Regions from separate parts of the Homo sapiens genome. Here region 2 is linked to region 1. Evidence: read pairs that join two places in POLR2A ChIA-PET (ENCODE). Cell type or tissue: IMR-90. All regions are shown on one strand. Region 1 has its middle 12 kb from the start of TACR2. Region 2 overlaps HK1 (hexokinase 1).

The links. Peaks named below come from ENCODE experiments on the same cell type or tissue, not always from the same donor. Only the 100,000 strongest peaks of a DNase experiment are listed, where the experiment ranks them.
Region 2: POLR2A ChIA-PET joins it to region 1 with 14 read pairs; 2 of 35 experiments call an interaction of 5 or more read pairs at or near these places.

What each region holds. Positions count from the first base shown.
Region 1 is chr10:69,426,263-69,431,262 of GRCh38, forward strand. No RefSeq gene overlaps it. Among named protein-coding and RNA genes, the nearest start is that of TACR2, 12 kb to the left of the region's middle. In IMR-90, a CTCF peak has its summit at 1,044 (motif pointing right); no DNase peak of the experiment used is centred here; H3K27me3 peaks cover 949 bases.
Region 2 is chr10:69,347,115-69,352,114 of GRCh38, forward strand. All of the region lies in intron 2 of HK1 (hexokinase 1), which reads left to right. Among named protein-coding and RNA genes, the nearest start is that of HK1, 31 kb to the left of the region's middle. In IMR-90, no CTCF peak of the experiment used is centred here; a DNase peak (open chromatin) is centred at 2,327; H3K27ac peaks cover 190 bases.

The DNA of each region.
Region 1 (5,000 bases):
AGTCGGGGGAACCAACAGTGAAAGCCTGGTTTCTCTGACTCTAGAGCCCACAGCCTTTCTTCTCTTGCTGCCAGGCCTTGCTGTGTCTGCAAGTTTCTCCTCAGTGTCTCAAAGGTGGGATGTCTTGCCACAGACACTATTTACTAATTCATTAATCCACCTCCTCCTGGAAGCCTTCCAGGGCACTTGCTCTCTGCCCCTTGCTGGCTCTGGGAAGGCCCTTCTGGAGAACATGAGAAGCTTCCTCTTGTCTCTTCTGGAGGGCTGGGAAATGTAGGTCCTGCCCGCTATTGTGGTCAGCTGCAAAGACACAACGTCATCCTCCAGAGATGCCCAGCCCTGATGAGGACACTGAAGTCCAGGAAAGGCACTCCCTCCAGGTCAGACAGCCAAGTACTAGGGGAGCCGCAACTGGATCTTAGGCCTCCAGGATGACTGCCCAGCACCCATTCCCTGCTCCGGGCTTCCTCCGTGTGAGCATTTTGCAGAGACAGCGACTCATCCAAAGGAGACCCTTACTCACAGTAGGGCCAAGAATGGGGCTTGCCTGGGAGATCCTGGCCTGAGCATTACAGGGGAGACCATGCCTTACTCATCCCTGACCCTCCACTCCCACTCTGGCTCCTACGTGGGCCCAGCCTCATCCCCTGCAGAGATATGCAGACTGTAGCCTAAGTGCAGGAGTGCCTGTAATACACAGATTATGACACTAGAGGCCAGGCGCGGTGGCTCAGGCCTGTAATCCCAGCACTTTGGGAGGCTGAGACGGGCGGATCACAAGGTCAGGAGATCAAGACCATCCTGGCTAACACGGTGAAACCCTGTCTCTACTAAAAATACAAAAAATTAGCCGGGCGTGGTGGCGGGCGCCTGTAGTCCCAGCTACCTGGGAGGCTGAGACAGGAGAATGGCGTGAACCTGGGAGGCAGAGCTTGCAGTGAGCCGAGATCGTGCCACTACACTCCAGCCTGGGCCACGGGGTGAAACTCTGTCTCAAAAAAAAAAAAAAAAAAGAAAGAAAAACAAACGACACTAGAGGGCAGCCTCACTGCTTTAATCCTGGTGACCACAAAGGCTTTTAAGAAGCCTCCACCAGATTGATGATGATGATGATGATGATGATGATGATAATGATCGTGGTGGTGGTGGTGGCGGCGGTGGCGGTTGAGGCTACTATGTATTGAGCCAAGATGATATATCATCTCTAACCAGCAGGTCTTCTGTGCATACCATGTTCTGCTGTGTTCTGAATTGCAGAAAATGTACCACCTCCATCCAGTTACCCAAGCCTGAAACCTGGGCATCACCATCAGCTTCTTCCTCCTTCCCTCTCTCCACTCTACCACCTACTCCCATCCATTCTATATCCTAAATCTTGTCGCATCCCCATCTCTCCAGGCCCACAGTTTGTCCTTCTCCTCCAACTTTCCATTCGATTTACAGAAAGCCCCAGTCTCCTGCCTCAGGCCCTCATGCAGGCCAGCGGCTCCTGAACTTTGCTGCACATTGGAATTTCCTAGAGCTTCCAAAACTCCAGCTGCCCACGCCACACATCAGACCAATTAAGTCAGGATGTCTGGGGGTGGGAACCAGGTATCGGTACTTTTTTTTTTTTTTTTTTTTTGAGTCAGAGTTTTGCTCTTGTTGCCCAGGCTGGAGTGCAATGGTGTGATCTCGGCTCACTGCAACCTCTGCCTCCCGGGTTCAAGTGATTCTCCTGCCTCAGCCTCCCGAGTAGCTGGGATTCCAGGTGCACACCACCACCCCGGCTAATTTTGTATTTTTAGTAGAGATGGGGTTTCTCCATGTTGGTCAGGGGGATCTCGAACTCCTGACCTTAGGTGATCCGCCTGCCTTGGCCTCTCAAAGTGCTGGGATTACAGGCATGAGCCACCATGCCCGGCCATGCATCAGTACTTTTTAAAGCTCCCCAGGTTGTTCCAGTTTGCAGCCATGTTTAGGCATCACTGTGCTCTCTCTCTGAGACCCTCTTCCACGTCCTTTTAGCTGGGCAACTCGATAATCAGGCGGGTCTCTAACATTGCTGCCGAGCCTGAACAGCACAGAGCCATCGACTGCTCCTCCCCACAGCCACACTTAGTACGCTGCATTGTGACTGCTTCTTCAAACACCTGCCTCCCTACCCGTCACCACCAACTGCCCTCCCTCCACTGAGAGAAAGGATTGGGCTCCCTGATGCATGTGTGTGCAAACACGGGAATGGAACAAATCTTTATAAGAACACAAGAAGTGAGTTTTATTATTCTTAGCAATTTTGAATTTTGCCCCAGGTTTTTGTTTTTGCAGTGATCTGTTTACAGTGTTTAAAGCATAAAGAGATACATTTTCTTTTCAAATACAGATGTAGATATAAAAACACCTGTACTTAATACTCTCAAAGCCATTTTGTTCTATTTTCTACTTGAAATTTCCAAGCTGTGGCTAATCCTTACCCACGGACCTTGACACTGTGGAAAATACCCCCCAATGCTTATGATGTACGGAAAACCAAAACCAAAACAACAATTTTAACCAGGAGGTGAAAGCAGGGGCAGATGGGCTGAGTTAACCCACAAGTGTCTGTGGCTGGGGGGTCCTGCCTGTGCTGGGGTAGGGGTGGGCAGTGGATACAGGGTTTATCTCAAGGGGCTGGAGCCCAGTATTGTCTCTCCTATAGGGGCTGTACAGGTCAGTGTCCCATTTTACAAAGGAAGAAACCCAGACAAAAGGCTAAATGAATTGTCCAAGATCCTATTACTAATAAGTAAGACAGGGAAAATTCAAACTTGGCTTTAACTGACTATCCATATTCTTTCTACTATATCAGGATGGATCAAAGTTCCAGAGCTGGCTGGGTGCGGTGGCTCACGCCTGTAATCCTAGCACTTTGGGAGGCCGAGGTGCCTGGATCACTTGAGGTCAGGAGTTCAAGACAAGCCTGGCCAACCTGGTGAAACCCTGACTGTGCTAAAAATACAAATATTAGACAGACATGGTGGTGTGCACCTGTAGTCCCAGCTACACGAGAGGCTGAGGCAGGAGAATCCCTTGAACCTGGGAGGTGGAGGGTGCAGTGAGCCGAGATGGTGCCACTGTACTCCACCCTGGGTGGCAGAGCAAAACCCTGTCTTCAAAGAAAAAAGAAAGAAAAGGCTGGGTGCAGTGGCTCATGTCTGTAATCCCAGCACTTTGGGAGGCTGAGACAGGTGGATCACTTGAGGTCAGGAGTTTGAGACCAGCCTGACCAACATGGTGAAACCCCCTCTCTACTAAAAATACAAAATTAGCTGGGCGTGGTAGCAGGTGCTTGTAATCCCAGCTACTTGGGAGGCTGAGGCAGGAGAATTGCTTGAACCTGGGAGGCAGAGGTTGTGGTAAGCCGAGATGGCGCCACTGCACTCCAGCGTGGGCAACAGGAGCAAAACTGTCTCAAAAAAAAAAAAAAAAAAAAAAAAAGTAAAAAGTTCCAGAGCTGCTTTCACTTCACTCTTTAATTTTGCTTAATTTAATCTTTATCAAATTGATATATTTATATAGTTTAAGAAGTCAAATAATACCATAAGACTAATAGCAATAGAAAGTTTTCTCCTCTAATACTTCCCTAATCTTGATTCCTGTCCCCAGAGGCAATTGATTTCAATTCTTTTAGTCATTTTTTCTGGAATTTATATCTATATGTCTTAACATAATAACATGATTATTTAATTTTTCTTTAATAGTTAAAAATGTTTTTTTTTTTAAACAGAGTCTCCCTCTGTCACCCAGGCTGGAATGCAGTGACGCGATTGTAGCTCACTGCGGCCTTGAACTCCTAGGCTCAAGCAATTCCTCTGCCTCAGCCACCTGAGTACCTGAGACTACAGGCATCTGCCACTGCACCCAGCTAATTTTTTTTTCTTTTTCTTTTTTTTTTTTTTTTTTTGAGACGGAGTGTCGCTCTGTCCTCCAGGGTGGAGTGCAGTGGCGCGATCTTAGCTTACTTCAAGCTCCGTCTCCCGGGTTCACGCCATTCTCCTGCCTCAGCCTCCCTAGTAGCTGGGACTACAGGCACCCGCCACCACGCCCGGCTATTTTTTTTTTGTATTTTTAGTAGAGACGAGGTTTCACCGTGTTAGCCAGAATGGTCTCGATCTCCTGACCTCGTGATCCACTCGTCTCGGCCTCCCAAAGTGCTAGGATTACAGGCGTGAGCCACCGCACCCGGTCATTTTAAAAAATGTTTCAAAGAGATGAGGTCTCAGTATGTTGCCCAGGCTGGTCTCGAACTTGTGGGCTCAAGTGATCCTCCCACCTCAGCCCCCTAAAGTGCTGGGATTATAGGTGACGCCACCATGCCTGGCCTTACTTTTTTCTAGTTTTAATGGCTTTGATCAGCACATCCTTCATTTGAAGTCTCTACTTTTCAGAATTTATTAAAATTTCCACAAGTACATGACTACTTTTGGTAAACTTTCCATGGGCATATGAAAAGGATATATATTTTGTATTCGTGGCGTTAAAAATTATTATTATTATTATTATTTTAATGAGATGGAGTCTCGCTCTGTTGCTGAGGCTGGAGTGTGGTGGTTCGTTCTCAGCTCACTGCAACCTCCACCTCCCAGGTTCAAGTGATTCTCCTGCCTCAGCCTCTTGAATAGCGTGGGCTACAGGCATGCACCCTCATGCCTGGCTAATTTTTGTATTTTTTTAGTAGAGACGGGGTTTCACCATGTTGTCCAGGCTGATCTTGAACTCCTGACCTCTCAAACTCCTGACCTCGAGCCATCCGCTCACCTTGGCCTCCCAAAGTGCTGGGATTACGGGTGTGAGCCACTGCACCCGGCCAAAAATTCTAAATGTACCTATTAAACTGAGTTTATTGATTTTATTGCTCAATCCTCTATACATGATTATTGTTTGCTTACTTGATATATCAAGTTTTGAACATGTATATTAAAATGTCCAACTATATTGCTTTATTAATTTTGTCTGCATTTCTAGGAATGTTTACCTTATAT
Region 2 (5,000 bases), 79 kb before region 1:
CCTCCTGCCTTAGCACCCCCTACGTAGCTGGGATTATAGGCACCTGCCACCATGCCCAGCTAATTTTTGTATTTTTAGTAGAGACGGGGTTTTGCCATGTTGGCCAAGCTGGTCTCGAACTCCTGACCTCAGGTGATCCACCCGCCTCGGCCTCCCAAAGTGCTGGGATTACAAGTGTGAGCTACTGCGCCCGGCCACACATTTCCTCTTTTCAGAGGGGAGGCAGGAGACAGGGAACAGTAAATGATTACTAGGGAGAATGAAGATATCAGGGAACAGAGATTAACCAGTACCGGTTCTCTTTGGAAATTGAATAGGAGACAGATTTTTTTTTTTTTTTTAAGACAGTCTCGCTCTGTCGCCCAGGTTGCAGTGCAGTGGCATGATCTCGGCTCACTGCAACCTCCGCCTCCCGGGTTCAAGCAATTCTCCGGCTTCAACTTCCTGAGTAGCTGGGATTACAAGTGCGCACCACCACGCTGGGCTAATTTTTGTATTTTTAGTAGAGACGAGGTTTCACCATGTTGGCCAGACTGGTCTCGAACTCCTGACCTTGTGATCTGCCCGCCTTGGCCCCTCAAAGTGCTGGGATTACAGGTGTGAGCCACCACGCCCGGTTTAGGAACAGACATCTTTAAAAAGGTCCATTCAGGTGTGGTCAGATTCTTCAGTCTTCTTTTCTGCAATAGATAATGAGATAACAGGGAGGGTAAGGATAAAGTTCTCCTTGGAGGGTCTGCGTGGTCTTTATGCAGATAGGAGAAAAGCATTTTCCAGCATCTGTTGATCTTTAAGGGCCTTTAGTTCAAAATACTCATTATACCAGGGAGCCATATTTTGGGGTGAAGTATTTTGGGTTTCCCTCACTACCCAGTCTCTTGGGAATTGCTGTCCCTCTGTGCCCAGCCTCCCCCATTCGCGAAGTGTCCCTTTTTTCTCCTTTTCTCATTTATCCCTAAGGATATTGTAAGCACTAATTAGAGTGTAAGCTTTTGGAGGCTAAATAGGAATCGATACTTCTTGGTTTCGGCTTCATTGTTCCTACACAGCCTTTACCCAAAAGAGAAGTTTTTACCCAAAGGAGAAGTAAAAAAAAAAATTTTCTAGAAGCTTGGATGTGCCATTATCTTTTTTCATGCAAAGCAGAGCCATTTACAGTGTAGTCACGGTTGTTTTGGGGCCCTAAATATTCATACTACTGTTTTCCAGTCAACGGAAGGAAAATATTTACCTTCTCTTCTTGCAGCATTTGGGTGGTCTCAGTTTTCTTATATGGAAGGATAGTTGGGTTATCTCAAGTATTCTCTCTATCTGTGAAACCTCCTGAGTTGAAGGCGTGGAGTTCCCATCATGCAGCTGGATTGTAGATGGGCAGGAATGCCTGTGTATCTCATGTACAGAATTAATTCATTGAGGCTGGGCACGGTGGCTCATGCCTGTAATCCCAGCACTTTGGGAGGCCGAGGCAGGCGGATCACCTGAGGTCAGGAGTTGGAGACCGGCCTAGCCAATATGGCGAAACCCCGTCTCTACTAAAAATACAAAAATTAGCTGGGCATGGTGGCCGGTGCCTGTAATCCCAGCTACCTGGGAGGCTGAGGCACGAGAATCACTTGAACCTGGGAGGCAGAGTTGCAGTGAGCTGAGATCACGCCACTGCACTCCAGCCTGGGCAACAGAAACTCTGTCTCAAAAAAAAAAAAAAGAAGAATCAATTCATTGAGCTGGACTCAGGCAGGCATTTCCCGCAGGCAGAGTTTTTGCTTGCCCTGTATTCCAGCACAGGCTGGTACTCGAGACACATCTGTCCTGTGTTTGTTTTCCATTATTTGCTGGTAATAATGGCTGTCATTAGAAAGTGGAGAATTGCCAGTAGCCCTTCGGATGTGTTGTTTAATGAGCTTTCTCTTGAGCGGTTCTCCCAGCTTCAGTGGAAATGAGAAATGTGAGGAAAGGTCACAGGCAGGAGGCCCCAGTAGCAGGAAGCAAGGTTTGAGACCAAAGATTGAAAGAGGAAGTTGGGAGGAAACCTATTACTGCAGAAAGAGGCTGAGCTTGTAGCCAAAGAGAAAAGGAAATAAAAATCTAGAACACTGAATCGGTCTCTGGGTTTGCCACTCCCAACCTGTGTGACCTTGGAGAAGCCACTTAACTTCTGAGCCTCCATTTCCTCATGGGTAAAATGGCCATGGTAATCCCTGCCCCACCTGCCTCACCAGGCTATCATCAGGATCAAATGAGAGTCTTTGGAAACTGCAAACCACCGTGAGTTATGGTGCGTCATCGTCATCCTCATCAGTCTTATGATATAATAACTGGCTTTGGAAGAATTCCTTGGGAAAGTCTTTCCTAACCAATGGAGCCAGTCCAAGGACCGCACCCAGCAGGCCTGAATGTGTAAGCCGAGCCCCTGCAGGAAGGATGCAGAGTTTTTCAGGATTCGCTGGCATCTCTGTGATGTTACAGGGGAAGGAGGCAGAGAAAAGGGGCAAGCCAAGGCAGGCTGTCTCACCCCCAACCCCTGAGCTAGCCACATAAAATGTGGGTGAGACCACAGGCTACAGCTCCAGTACCTCTGCAAGGGGGTGACTGGACACGACAGCTCTGAATCAGGGAGCCAACCCGAGGTAAAAGGGACTGATAGGTCCCTTTTGTTATGGAGGGCAAGTGGGTATTTGGGGGATTCATTTCCTGACAAAGAATATTGAACTAACCTGGAAACCTTCTGGTTGTAGCTGAAGGAAATCTGACTCAAATTTGTTTAAGAAAAAAAGAGAATTCTAGTTTCCTATAACTGGGAAGTCTCGCTGTGAGTTGACTTCTGTATCTAGGGATTCATCTGTCTCTTACTAGTTCAGTCAGCTCCTTTCCTGTGTGTTGGCTTCATTCATAGGCCATCTCTCCTCTTACAGTGGCAGGGACGGCCCCTGCAGCCCTAGGCTGACCCCTCCCCTTATAGCCAGCGATCTCTGTGCAAAGAGCAGGCCTTGCTCCCCATGGACCTGTGATGGTCTTGGAGAGGGCTGTGATTGGCTTACTTGGGTTATGTGCCCATCCTGAACCAATCACGATGGACAAGATGGGTGACTTGGGATGCCCCTGGATCCCATGCCTGGATTACGCATTGGTACCCCTGGAGCTGGAGTGGGGATTCAGCCCCACTTCCAACCTCATAGGTGAAAAATGGGAGGGTAGTTATCTAAAGAGATGCTGGACATCCAGGAAAGTTTATCAGTTATCTTGTTGTCCTTAACAGACATCATTCCTCAGTGTCTTTTGCCCGGCAGCGTATAGGACCAGCACTTTGGGAGGCCGAGGTGGGCGGATCACAAGGTCAAGAGATCGAGACCATCCTGGCCAAAATGGTGAAACTCCGTCTCTACTAAAAAATACAAAAATTAGTTGGGCGTGGTGGTGCATGCCTGTAGACCCAGCTACTCGGGAGGCTGAGGCAGGAGAATTGCTTGAACCCGGGAGTTGGAGGTTGCAGTGAACCAAGATTGCGCCATTGCACTCCAGCCCGGGCAACAGTGTGAGACTCCATCTCAAAAAAACAAACAAACAAAAACATGAAATAAATAAATGTTTAGGTGAACATTAAAACAGCAAATTAATTAAGTAAAATATTAAAATAAAAAGTACCGATCATTTCATCTCAGTGTAGTATTTGCTTTTGTGCCCCTTTTCCCCCTATGCACAAGTGGTTTATAGTTGTTTATCAGACTGAGCTTTCACTGTCTTCATTAGAGAATGAAGCAAAATAAAACCAAAGCTGGCCGGGCGCCGTGGCTCACGCCTGTAATCCCAGCACTTTGGGAGGCCAAGGCAGGCGGATCACGAGGTCAGGAGATCGAGACCATCCTGGCTAACACAGTGAAACCCCGTCTCTACTAAAAAAAAAAAAAAAAAAATTAGCTGGGCGTGGTGGCGGGCTCCTGTAGTCCCAGCTACTTGGGAGGCTGAGGCAGGAGAATGATGTGAACCTGGGAGGTGGAGCTTGCAGTGAGCCAAGATCACGCCACTGCACTCCAGCCTGGGCGACAGAGCGAGACTCCGTCTCAAAATTAAATAAATAAATAAATAAATAAATAAATAAATAAAACCAAAGCTAGGCCAGGCACGGTGGCTCACGCCTATAATCCCAGCACTTTGGGAGGCCAGGGCAGTCGGATCATCTGAGGTCAGGAGTTTGAGACCAACCTGGCCAAGGTGGTGAAACCTCGTCTCTACTAAAAATACAAAAAATGAGCTGGGCGTGGTGGTGGGTGGCTGTAATCCCAGCTACTGGGGAGGCTGAGGCAAGAGAATCGCTTGAACCCCGGAGGCGGAGGTTGCAGTGAGCCGAGATCGCGCCATTGCCGTCCAGCCTGGGCAACAAGAGTGAGACTCCGTCTCAAAAACAAAAACAAAAACAAAAAAAACAAAACAAAAAAACCCAAAGCTATAAGGAATCATGGAAGTTGAAGAGCCCCAGAAAAGAAGTGTAGCCATTCCTGATGTGCTGAAGTCTCTCTCTGGCCCCCACTTTCCTTGGGGATCCTTGTCCCTGAGTTCTGTCCAGGAGGCAGTTTTCATGGTTATACATTATGGCTTCGGATTCAAATGCTGACTCTGCCACTTACTGGTTGTGCGTTTGGGCAAGTTATCTAACCCCTCTTTACCTTTACTTGCTCATCTGTAGAATGGGCATCCTGACAGTACTGACTTCATAGGGTTGTGAAGATTGAAAATAAAAGGATACGTATAAGCACTTAGTGATTGGTACAGAAAGACTCAGTGAATGTTAGCTGATGGATGGTCAAATAAAATGTTTCTGATATTCTAGTGACTCACCTGCGAGGAGCTACTTCATACTGAATTCAATTTTTTCAGTTATTTCAATTTTTTTTTTTTTTTGAGACAGAGTCTTGCTCTGTTGCCCAGGCTGGAGTGCAGTGGCATGATCTCGGCTCACTACAACCTCCGCCTCCTGGGTTCAAGCGATTCTCCTGCCTCAGCCT